Linked DNA regions of Homo sapiens: all the other regions are linked to region 2. The links are chromatin contacts, found by Hi-C or POLR2A ChIA-PET in ENCODE. All regions are on one chromosome and are shown on one strand. The core of a region is the stretch at or near the end of the contact, and the rest is flanking DNA. Distances in the headings are between cores, read along the strand shown. Region 1 has its middle 110 kb from the start of ATPSCKMT. Region 2 overlaps ANKRD33B (ankyrin repeat domain 33B). Region 3 overlaps CMBL (carboxymethylenebutenolidase homolog).

The links. A loop is a pair of places that touch in the nucleus more often than their neighbours do. ChIA-PET counts read pairs that join two places held with the same protein, here RNA polymerase II (POLR2A). Pooled maps may share reads with other maps.
Region 1: POLR2A ChIA-PET joins it to region 2 with 14 read pairs in PC-9. The contact joins two enhancer-like sites. POLR2A ChIA-PET finds 5 or more read pairs at or near these places in 2 of 52 experiments (PC-9 and T-cell).
Region 3: a loop to region 2 is called in a pooled map, with 5 times the contacts of the local background. The contact joins two enhancer-like sites. A Hi-C loop is called at or near these places in 1 of 168 maps with a recorded cell type or tissue (gastrocnemius medialis) and 6 of 50 pooled maps. POLR2A ChIA-PET finds 5 or more read pairs at or near these places in 1 of 52 experiments (OCI-LY7).

Annotation. Positions count from the first base shown.
Region 1 is chr5:10,137,009-10,139,794 of GRCh38, forward strand. No RefSeq gene overlaps it. Among named protein-coding and RNA genes, the nearest start is that of ATPSCKMT, 110 kb to the right of the region's middle. Within about 2 kb of position 1,448, at least 2 of the 41 ENCODE cell types and tissues checked have a DNase peak (open chromatin) inside an H3K27ac peak, as active enhancers do.
Region 2 is chr5:10,606,529-10,609,724 of GRCh38, forward strand. All of the region lies in intron 1 of ANKRD33B (ankyrin repeat domain 33B), which reads left to right. Among named protein-coding and RNA genes, the nearest start is that of ANKRD33B, 44 kb to the left of the region's middle. RefSeq lists a silencer at 718-767 and an enhancer at 1,438-1,687. Within about 2 kb of position 1,288, at least 20 of the 41 ENCODE cell types and tissues checked have a DNase peak (open chromatin) inside an H3K27ac peak, as active enhancers do; they include gastrocnemius medialis, where a contact is called at or near this core.
Region 3 is chr5:10,284,136-10,286,891 of GRCh38, forward strand. CMBL (carboxymethylenebutenolidase homolog) reads right to left here. Exons shown (of 6, transcript NM_138809.4): 4 at 2,219-2,361. Among named protein-coding and RNA genes, the nearest start is that of CMBL, 22 kb to the right of the region's middle. RefSeq lists a silencer at 1-62 and an enhancer at 163-292. Within about 2 kb of position 1,384, at least 3 of the 41 ENCODE cell types and tissues checked have a DNase peak (open chromatin) inside an H3K27ac peak, as active enhancers do; they include gastrocnemius medialis, where a contact is called at or near this core.

The DNA of each region.
Region 1 (2,786 bases), core at 198-2,697, 470 kb before region 2:
TCTCTCTTAAAAAGATACTTGCAATGACATTTAGGAACCACCTGGATAATCTAGGATGATCTCATCTCAGTGTTCTTAAATTAATTACATCTGCAAAGACCCTTTTTACAAATAAGGTAATATTTACAGATTCCAAGGATTAGGATGGGGACATGTCTTTGGAGCCACCATTCAGCCCGCTACAGGAAAGATGTGTCAAAATCTCTCCAGGATTGTCAATTTCTCCTTGTAATTCAAAGGAATGGCTGTATTTCAAAGGTATTGTATTAGGTGCATACAACGTCAAAACTATTATATCTCCTTCGTGCATTTTCACTTGTATTAATATGAAATGGCTGTCTCTGTCCTTAATACTTTTCATCTTGAGATCTAATTTATCTGTTGGAATATTGCTACGTTCTTCTCTTTTATTAATTTTAAAACTTTCTGAGTCATTATGTTTCATCCTGATTTTTATTTCATTGTTTACGTTGTCACAACTGATAAGTTTGGGCTTATTTAGCCATTATAACATATTTTCTCTCTTCCCCCTGATTTCTCTAGGTTTCCTTTCCTCATATCTTCCCTAAATCTGACCAGCGGAAGCCACGGCCTGGGGTGTTTTCTGGTTCAGTCACAATTTCCAGGGTAGGACTGTATTGTAAGAAGAATGCGGTCACTCTCCCCAAGCGCACATTATCACACTTCTTTTAAGCAGGAGATCTTAGGACTGTGTGAGTGGCCAGTCACATTTCCATTTTGCCAGAACTACCATTATTCCCACAGCCTCTGGAACAAAACCTCTTGCTCGAGAAGGTGCTTCAGATGAACTCACTATTTGAAAATGCATCTTGTTACGCTGTTTTTTTGTTTTTTGTTTTGTTATAAATAATTAAGTTTTGAGGGATTCTGCAGATGCGCCAAAAAACACGTGTCCGGGGTAAAAGCTGTGGAAGGTGCTCGGTTCTAAGGAGAGGGAAGGAAAGCCAAGTGGACCCTGTCATCTGAAATTGTTTTGTCATCCACTGACTTTTACAAATAAAACAGCCGGGCGCAGTGGCTCACGCCTGTAATCTCAGCACTTTGGGAGGCCAAGGCGGGCGGATCACGAGGTCAGGAGATCGAGACCATCCTGGCTAACACGGTGAAACCCCATCTCTACTTAAAAAAATACAAAAAATTAGCCGGGCGTGGTGGCGGGCGCCTGTAGTACCAGCTACTCGGGAGGCTGAGGCAGGAGAATGGCGTGAACCTGGGAGGCGCAGCTTGCAGTGAACCGAGATTGCGCCACTGCACTCCAGCCTGGGCGACAGAGCGAGACTCCATCTCAAAAAAATAAATAAATAAAAATAAAAAAATAAAACAAGCTGTGGCAGAGTAGGTTCTGAAAGGGTCAGAGGGGACAGTGTGCTCTGAGAAAGTGGGCCCACGAAGGTAAACAGCGCTGCCAGCCTGCGGTGTTGCTTTGCCACCCAGGGCAAGCATTCTTGGCACATTTCAGCTGCAGCTGCTGAGCTAGTAAAATCTGAGAAAAGAAGGAACACAGTGAATAAAGAAGACAGAAGTGAAAGAAGAGAGCGCAGCCAAGAGAGGCTCCAGATAAGGCCGCGATGCTAGGGAGAAAAGGAATTTATAACACAGAGAATACACGGCGCTGGGGCTTTCTCGCATTTCTGCTATCGCCGTTAAAATTATCCGGGTTCAAATAGAGAAATGCTCTGTCCTAGTCATTATTCATGTTTCTTTCCAAGGCACAAATTCCAGCATAGGCAATTTTGGCAGGAACTGAACTATTTATTTACTGGATTCTTGCTTACGACCAGGCAAGCAGAAAGCCCTCCAGCACGCACAGAACTGGGGCTGGCTTCCTCTCTCCGATGGCTCCTAGGAGGATCTGCCTGACCCAAATGAGTGCCAGCTATAAAATCTCAGCAAGGCCAAGGGCAGAGGCAGCGCCACTCAGCGAGGGAAGCCATAAACTAGACAGAAAGACCTCCTTGCTCCACACTCTCCTGGATCACATCCTCAGGTGGAGTTTAAATCACTGTGTCCCAGTTTCCACGTCTGTGGGCAGGTGATCCGGCACCCGCAAATTCAGAGCTGCTGGCATGAAAACCCTATAAGGTGATTAGACACACTGGCTTCAGGAGTGTTTGATACAGACACCACGTTCGCCGCCCACGAATCGCCCAACCTCATATTCTGTTTTGCTCTGAATGTGCCACAGCGATCCATCTTCCAGGTCCGATGGGACCTCTCTCCAGCCCCCCGCCCCTGACCTGAACCCTCCTCCTGGTTTTACTTGAAATCACAAACTCAAGACTGCCCCCACTCCCCCCAGGTCCTAGGCTGTGCCCTTTATGATTCAGCCCGAGTCCCTGGGCTGCTAGTGAGGAGGGCACCTTGCTTCCCGGCCCTCAGAGACGCCTCTCTCCCAGGCTTCAGGCTTCATGGCACCTGGTTATGACCTTTTCTCAAAAGGACCTGCAGATCTTGGCCTAAAACGGGGAGGAGCCCCTTGGGGAGATGTAGAGGGAACTTGGGTGGAGAGCAGAGGGAGGAAGGAAGGGTCCCTGGGGAACCAGATCAGCTGATTCTGTGCGGGAAATCCGCAGGGAGCGAGCAGTCACTCAGCTGTCCTAAAAGCCAGCACAGCTCATCTTCCCTCTAGAATTTATAACTCTTCAAAATTCTAGCCTTGGGCCAGAAGTGGTGGGCTCCCACCTGTAATCCCAACACTTTGGGAGGCCAAGGTGGGAGGATGGCTTAAGGTCAGGAGTTGGAGACTAGCCTGGGCAACATAGTGA
Region 2 (3,196 bases), core at 38-2,537:
ATCGAGACCATCCTGGCCAACATGGTGAAGCCCTGTCTCTACTAAAAATACAAAAATTAGCTGGGCGTGTTGGCGAGTGCCTGTAGTCCCAGCTACTCGGGAGGCTGAGGCAGGAGAATCACTTGAACCCACGAGGTGGAGGTTGCAGTGACCTGAGATCGTGCCACTGCACTCCAGCCTGGCGACAGAGCAAGACTCTGTCTTTTTTTTTTTTTTTTGAGGTGGAGTCTTGCTCTGTCGCCCAGGTTAGAGGGCAGTGGCGCAATCTCAGCTCGCTGCAAGCTCCGCCTCCCAGGTTCATGCCATTCTCCTGCCTCAGCCTCCTGAGTAGTTGCGATTACAGGTGTGCGTTACTACACCTGGCTCATTTTTTTGTATTTTTAATAGAGACAGGATTTCACCATGTTGGCCAGGCTGGTCTTGAACTCCTGACCTCAAGTGATCCACCCACCTCAGCCTCCCAAAGTGTTGGGGTTACAGGCATGAGCCACCACGCCCAGCCCATTTTATAAGTACATTTTGTGCCCAATCAAGTATCAAAGACATAATCTTAAAATAAAGGACAGTTCTTCCCAAGGGAAAAAGAAAGTAGGCAACCTGACACATGAATAGATGATGTATGCTACTGTTACACGCACACACACACACTCAGAATAGACTGTGATGCTGTGATAACAAACCACTTCAAGTCCCAGTGGCTTAAAATAACAAAGGTTTGCCTCTCGCTCATTCATGCTGTTGTGCGCCGGCTAGAGGGGGCAGGGCTCTGCTCTCTCTGCCCTCACTCCGGAGGCCCAGTCTGGGAGCAGTTGCATCTCTGAGCTTCAAGGGCAGTCAAGTCAAGAAAAGGGAAGGTGGCACATCGTCCACCGTCTCTCGAAACTTCCTCCTGGAAGTGACACCTGCTATTTCACTTACGTTTAATTACCCAAAGCAAACCAGATGGTCAAGTCAGAACTCAGAAAGGGTGGGGAAATGCAATTTTACCAAGAGGCAGGAAGAAATAGATAACGGAATAACGCCAGTGAGTACTGCAGCTGAATCCAGTGCAACTGAATTGTCCTGGTTCAAACAATTAAAAAAGACTTTGTGTGTGTACTTTCACCAGCTTCTTCACAGACCGTCGCCCATACTTGAGTGAATCTTCCTCCTGTGCATGCTACTGTATATGATAAGTGGAAGAGAATAGAGAGTGTTGTCAGGGACATTTTTGAGGAATACTGAAGTCTACTTGGGACAGTGAAACACACTGGACGATGAGCTTCCAGCTGCTTGTTTTCCTGCTGGACTGTCTGTGAGTTCATCTTCTTATTTAAAGCTCCTTGTTACTGAGTGCCTCCTAGCAGCAGTTTCCTTTAGCCCTCTCTAGGAGGAGCACAAATGCCTATTCCTGGCAGCCTGAGCATGTCGTCTTAGGCGTCCTCTCGTGACCTGTGGTCTGGTGTTTTGCACAATCTTCATCACCACTCCTTCTAGAAGGACTGAGAACTGAATTTGACTTTTAAAACGAAGCTTGGTAATCAAGAATAGCAACAGCAGGCTGAGTACGGGGGCTCACGCCTATATTCCTAGGACTTTGGGAGGCTGAGGCGGGTGGATCACTTGAGGTCAGGAGCTCGAGACCAGCCTGATCAACATGGTGAAACCCTGTCTCCACTAAAAAAATACAAAAAAAAAAAAAAAAATGGGCGTGGTGGTGCATGACTGTAGTCTCAGCTACTCAGGAGGCTGGGGCAGGAGAATCGCCTGAACCCATGAGGCGGACATTGCAGTGAGCCAAGATTGTGCCACTGCACTCCAGCCTAGGCAACAGAGCGAGACTCCATCTAAAAAAAAAAAAAAAAAAGAGCCGTGGTAGTTCTGAAGGGGAAGAGCAAGGAAGGTTTCTTCCCTGCAAAACACAAGGCTGCAGTAGCGAATCAGGATTGCCTTGGGGCTGAGGTAGATTGTTAGACCAATGGGAGCAACTCTCAGGTTCATTCCTGTGTTTATGGGGAGGTGGGATGAGCTTGAGCATGCTGTTACTACCAATGGGAAAAGAATGGATGTGTTCATATATTGTGCTAGGAAAACAGAAAAAGGTAAAATTAAACTTCTATAATAAAAACCATGGTGGATTCAAGACCTCACTATGAAAAAAAAAAAAACTTGAAACTGTTGAAATTAAATACAGAGGAATATCTTTAGGGTTTTTGAATGGGAGGCATTGCTTAAACGCATGACAAAAAGCATTCCTATAAAGGAAAAGATTAATAATATGACTGCATCGAAACGTAAAACGGGATGGTAAATGAAAAACAAGTGGTGTCGAGAAAACAATCGCAACACCCTTGACAGAGCTTCAGGTCCAGGGGCAGCATTTACAGAGGCACCTACTCTCTGTGGTGCCTGAGAGGGAGCGCCTCTTTAAATTTGGTGCCCCAGGGCCTCCTTTGCCACATCTTAGTGCCAGCCTTGGGCGCCAGTGCCATCCTGATGCCAGCTTTAGTGTCTAGGGCTGTATTGCCCAGTAGTGTAGCTGGTACCTCCAAGTGGCTGTGGAACACAGTGCAACTGAGGTGTGCCGTAAGTGTAAAATATGTACTAGATTCATCCAAAAAAGGTAAAATAGCTCATTAAAATTTTTCTATTGATTACATTTTGAAATGGTAATATTTTGGATATGTTGAGTTAAATACAATATATTTATTAGGATTTCATTTGGCTTTTATTAATTTGGCCACTAGAAAATTAAAAATTATCAGCCAGGTGCAGTAGCTCATGCCTGTAATCTCAGCACTTTGGGAGGCAGAGGTGCGCAGATCACTTGAGCCCAGGAGTTCGAGACCAGCCTCGGTAACATGGCAAAACACCATCTCTACAAAAATACAAAAATTAGCTGGATGTGGTGGTGCTCACCCATAGTCCCAGCTACTAGGGAGGCTGAGGGGGGAGGATTGTTTGAGCCTGGGAGGCGAAGGCTGCAGTGAGCCGTGATGCACTCCAGCAGGTAACAGACCAAGACCTGTCTCCAAAAAAAATTTTCCATTACATTTGTGGCTCCCCTTATGTCTTTATTGGACAGCACTGTCCTCAAGTATTATAAAGAATTCAAACTGGGCTAGGTGCTGTGGCTCACCCCTGTAATCCCAGCACTTTGGGAGGCTGAGGTGGGCAGATCATTTGAGGTCAGGGGTTCGAGACCAGACTGGCCGAC
Region 3 (2,756 bases), core at 134-2,633, 320 kb before region 2:
CGGCCACGCTCTGCAGCTCACGCACTACACAACAGCGGCCAGAAGGTGGCGCCGGGGAGGCATCCACTCCCGACCGCCTTTTGCTAAATCGCGCAAAAGCATGGTCTGGACAAAGCATCTCTCAGCTCCATTGTTCCCAGAGGCAGCTGGCCACTGCCTTTTGAGTTTATGTCCTTTTGTGTTGTCCTAAGTCAATATTTAAAGGCGTTTTTAACTCTAAAAGTAGTTGAAAATACCACAATGAGGAACCATTAACCCAAGAAGGAATCATTAGTATAACTTTATGATCCACTTCAGATGGTCCCAGGCCTAACGATGGTTCCACTTTCATTTTTTGACTTTACAATGGTGCACAAGCGACACTCATTCAGTAGAAACTGTTCCCCAAGTACCCAGACAACCATTCTGTTTTTCACTTTCAGTACAGAATTCAATAAACTGCATGAGACATTCAAGACTTTATTATAAAATAGGCCTTGCGTTAGATGATTTTGCCCAACTGTAGCCTGATGCAGGTGTTTCGGGTCGGCCAGGTGAGGCTATGATGCTTGGTAGGTGAGGTGGATTAAATGCATTTTCGACTTGAGATATTTTCCATTTATGATGGGTTTATCAAGACTTAGCCCCATTGTAAGTAGAGGAGCATCTGCATTATTTTTAAAGGCTATATTTCCTATGTGTCTTTTTTGTTTTCGTTTATCTATTGGTCTGAATGCTTCTATATCATGAATTTAGCAAGCAGTTTCTATATACAGATATAATGTTATTTCATTGCTGTAGTAACTTTGGTTTGTTTTGGCCAAAAATGTATAAATTGCTATTTCGATTTTAGAGTGTGTTTTCCTTGGCTTTCTTTCCTTTTTTTTTTTTATTTTTTATTTTAAGAGACAAGGTCTCACTCCCTGTCATCCAGGTTGGAGTGCAGTGGTGCATTCACAGCTCACTGCAGCCTCAAACTTCTGGGCTCAAGTGATTCTCCTGCCTCAGCCTCCTGAGAGGCTGGGACCACAGGCATGTGCCAGTACACCCAAGTAATTTTTTTCTTTTTCTTTTGACAGAGTCTCACTCTGTTGCCTGGGTTGGAGTGCAGTGGCACAATCTTGGTTCACAGCAACCTCCACCTCCCGGGTTCAAGCGATTCTCCTGCCTCAGCCTCCTGAATATCTGGGACTACAGGCGCCCACCACCACGCCCAGCTAATTTTTGTATTTTTAGTAGAGACGGGGTTTCACCATATTGGCCAGGCTGGTCTCGAACTATTGACCTCATGAGCCACCCACCTCGGCCTCCCAAAGTGCTGGGATTATAGGCGTGAGCCACCACGCCCAGCCTTAAAATTTTTTATAGAGACAAGGTCTCTCTATGTTGCTTAGGCTGGTCTCGAACTCCTGGGCTCAAGCCATCTGCCCATCTTGGACTCCCAAAGTGCTAGGATTACAGGCGTGAGTCATCGCATCTGGCTGCCTTTGCTTTCTTTCTTAGTGTGTGTGCATGTTTGTGTACAGTTAGAGCAATTTGTATCTTGGAAAAATCAGTCTTTCTTTCTTTCTTTCTCTTTCTTTTTCTTTTTTTTTTTTTTTGAGACAGGGTCTTGCTCTGTCACCCAGGCTGGAGTGCAGCGGCATGATCATGGCTCACTGCAGCCTTGACCTTCTTGGGCTCAAGCGATTTTCCCACCTCAGCCTCCGGAGTAGCTAGGACTACAGGTGCACGTGACCACGCCCAGCTAATTTTTGTATTTTTTGTAGAGACAGGGTTTTGCCATGTTGTCCAGGCTGGTCTCGAACTCCTGAGCTCAAGTGATCTGCCTGCCTAAGCCTCCCAAAGTGTTGGGATTACAGGCATTAGCCACCACCAGAAAAATATTTTCATAGATGTTGCTCATAAAAATCTTGTGTGATATTGATCATCATTACATTAAAAAAACAAAAAAAGCTATCCCCTTCATCCTAGGTGAAGAAATGGAGAATTTAGATTAGGTGGCTTTCCCAAAGTCACACCACTGGGACCCAGACCTCTTGACTCCCGGTGACATCCTCTGGTTAACTGCATGACAAACCTCCACCTCTATTTTCAGATTCTTAAAACCCATTTCCATAAGATGGGCAGTCTTCACATTATTGGGGGTTGTGTTACACTGGATGGGGAGGCTTGTGATTGTTGTCACTCTTCCACCCCTCCCTTCTGCATGGAGTAAAAATGCACAAGGCAGATTTACCATAGACGGACACCCCTGCCCTGAATTCTGAGTATTTCATCATCAAATGATGGACAGCAGTTCCACCCCAGCAGAATCCCACGATGCCAATTTTCTGGGCATGACACTGTTGTTTCAGATACTTCAAGATAGCACTGATCTCTCTAGAACAGAAAGAAAAAATATTCAAGAATCAGGCTTATTTTGTGAACCCCTCAAAGAGCTGTGCTGATGATAACAGGGCTGTATCAGCAACTGTTTTTGAAGTTGCCAAGGTTTCTTCTTTTGGGAGCTCCACCCTTACTACCTCTGGCCCAACTGATGCATCATCCCAGCACATCTTCCTGCCAAGCCCAGCCCTCCTCCAACTGCCTGACAGCTGCAGGCAAGCTGGGCTCTTCCCAAAACATAGGTCCAACTGCCTCACTCCCAGCTGAGAGCTGAGCAGTCTTCCACAGCCTGGGGATGAAGGCCACAGCCCACAGCACGGTTCGTAAGACCCGAGTCCATGATCTGCTCCCTGCAGAGTGCCCCAGTCTTCTCTGTCCCCTGAGTCTCC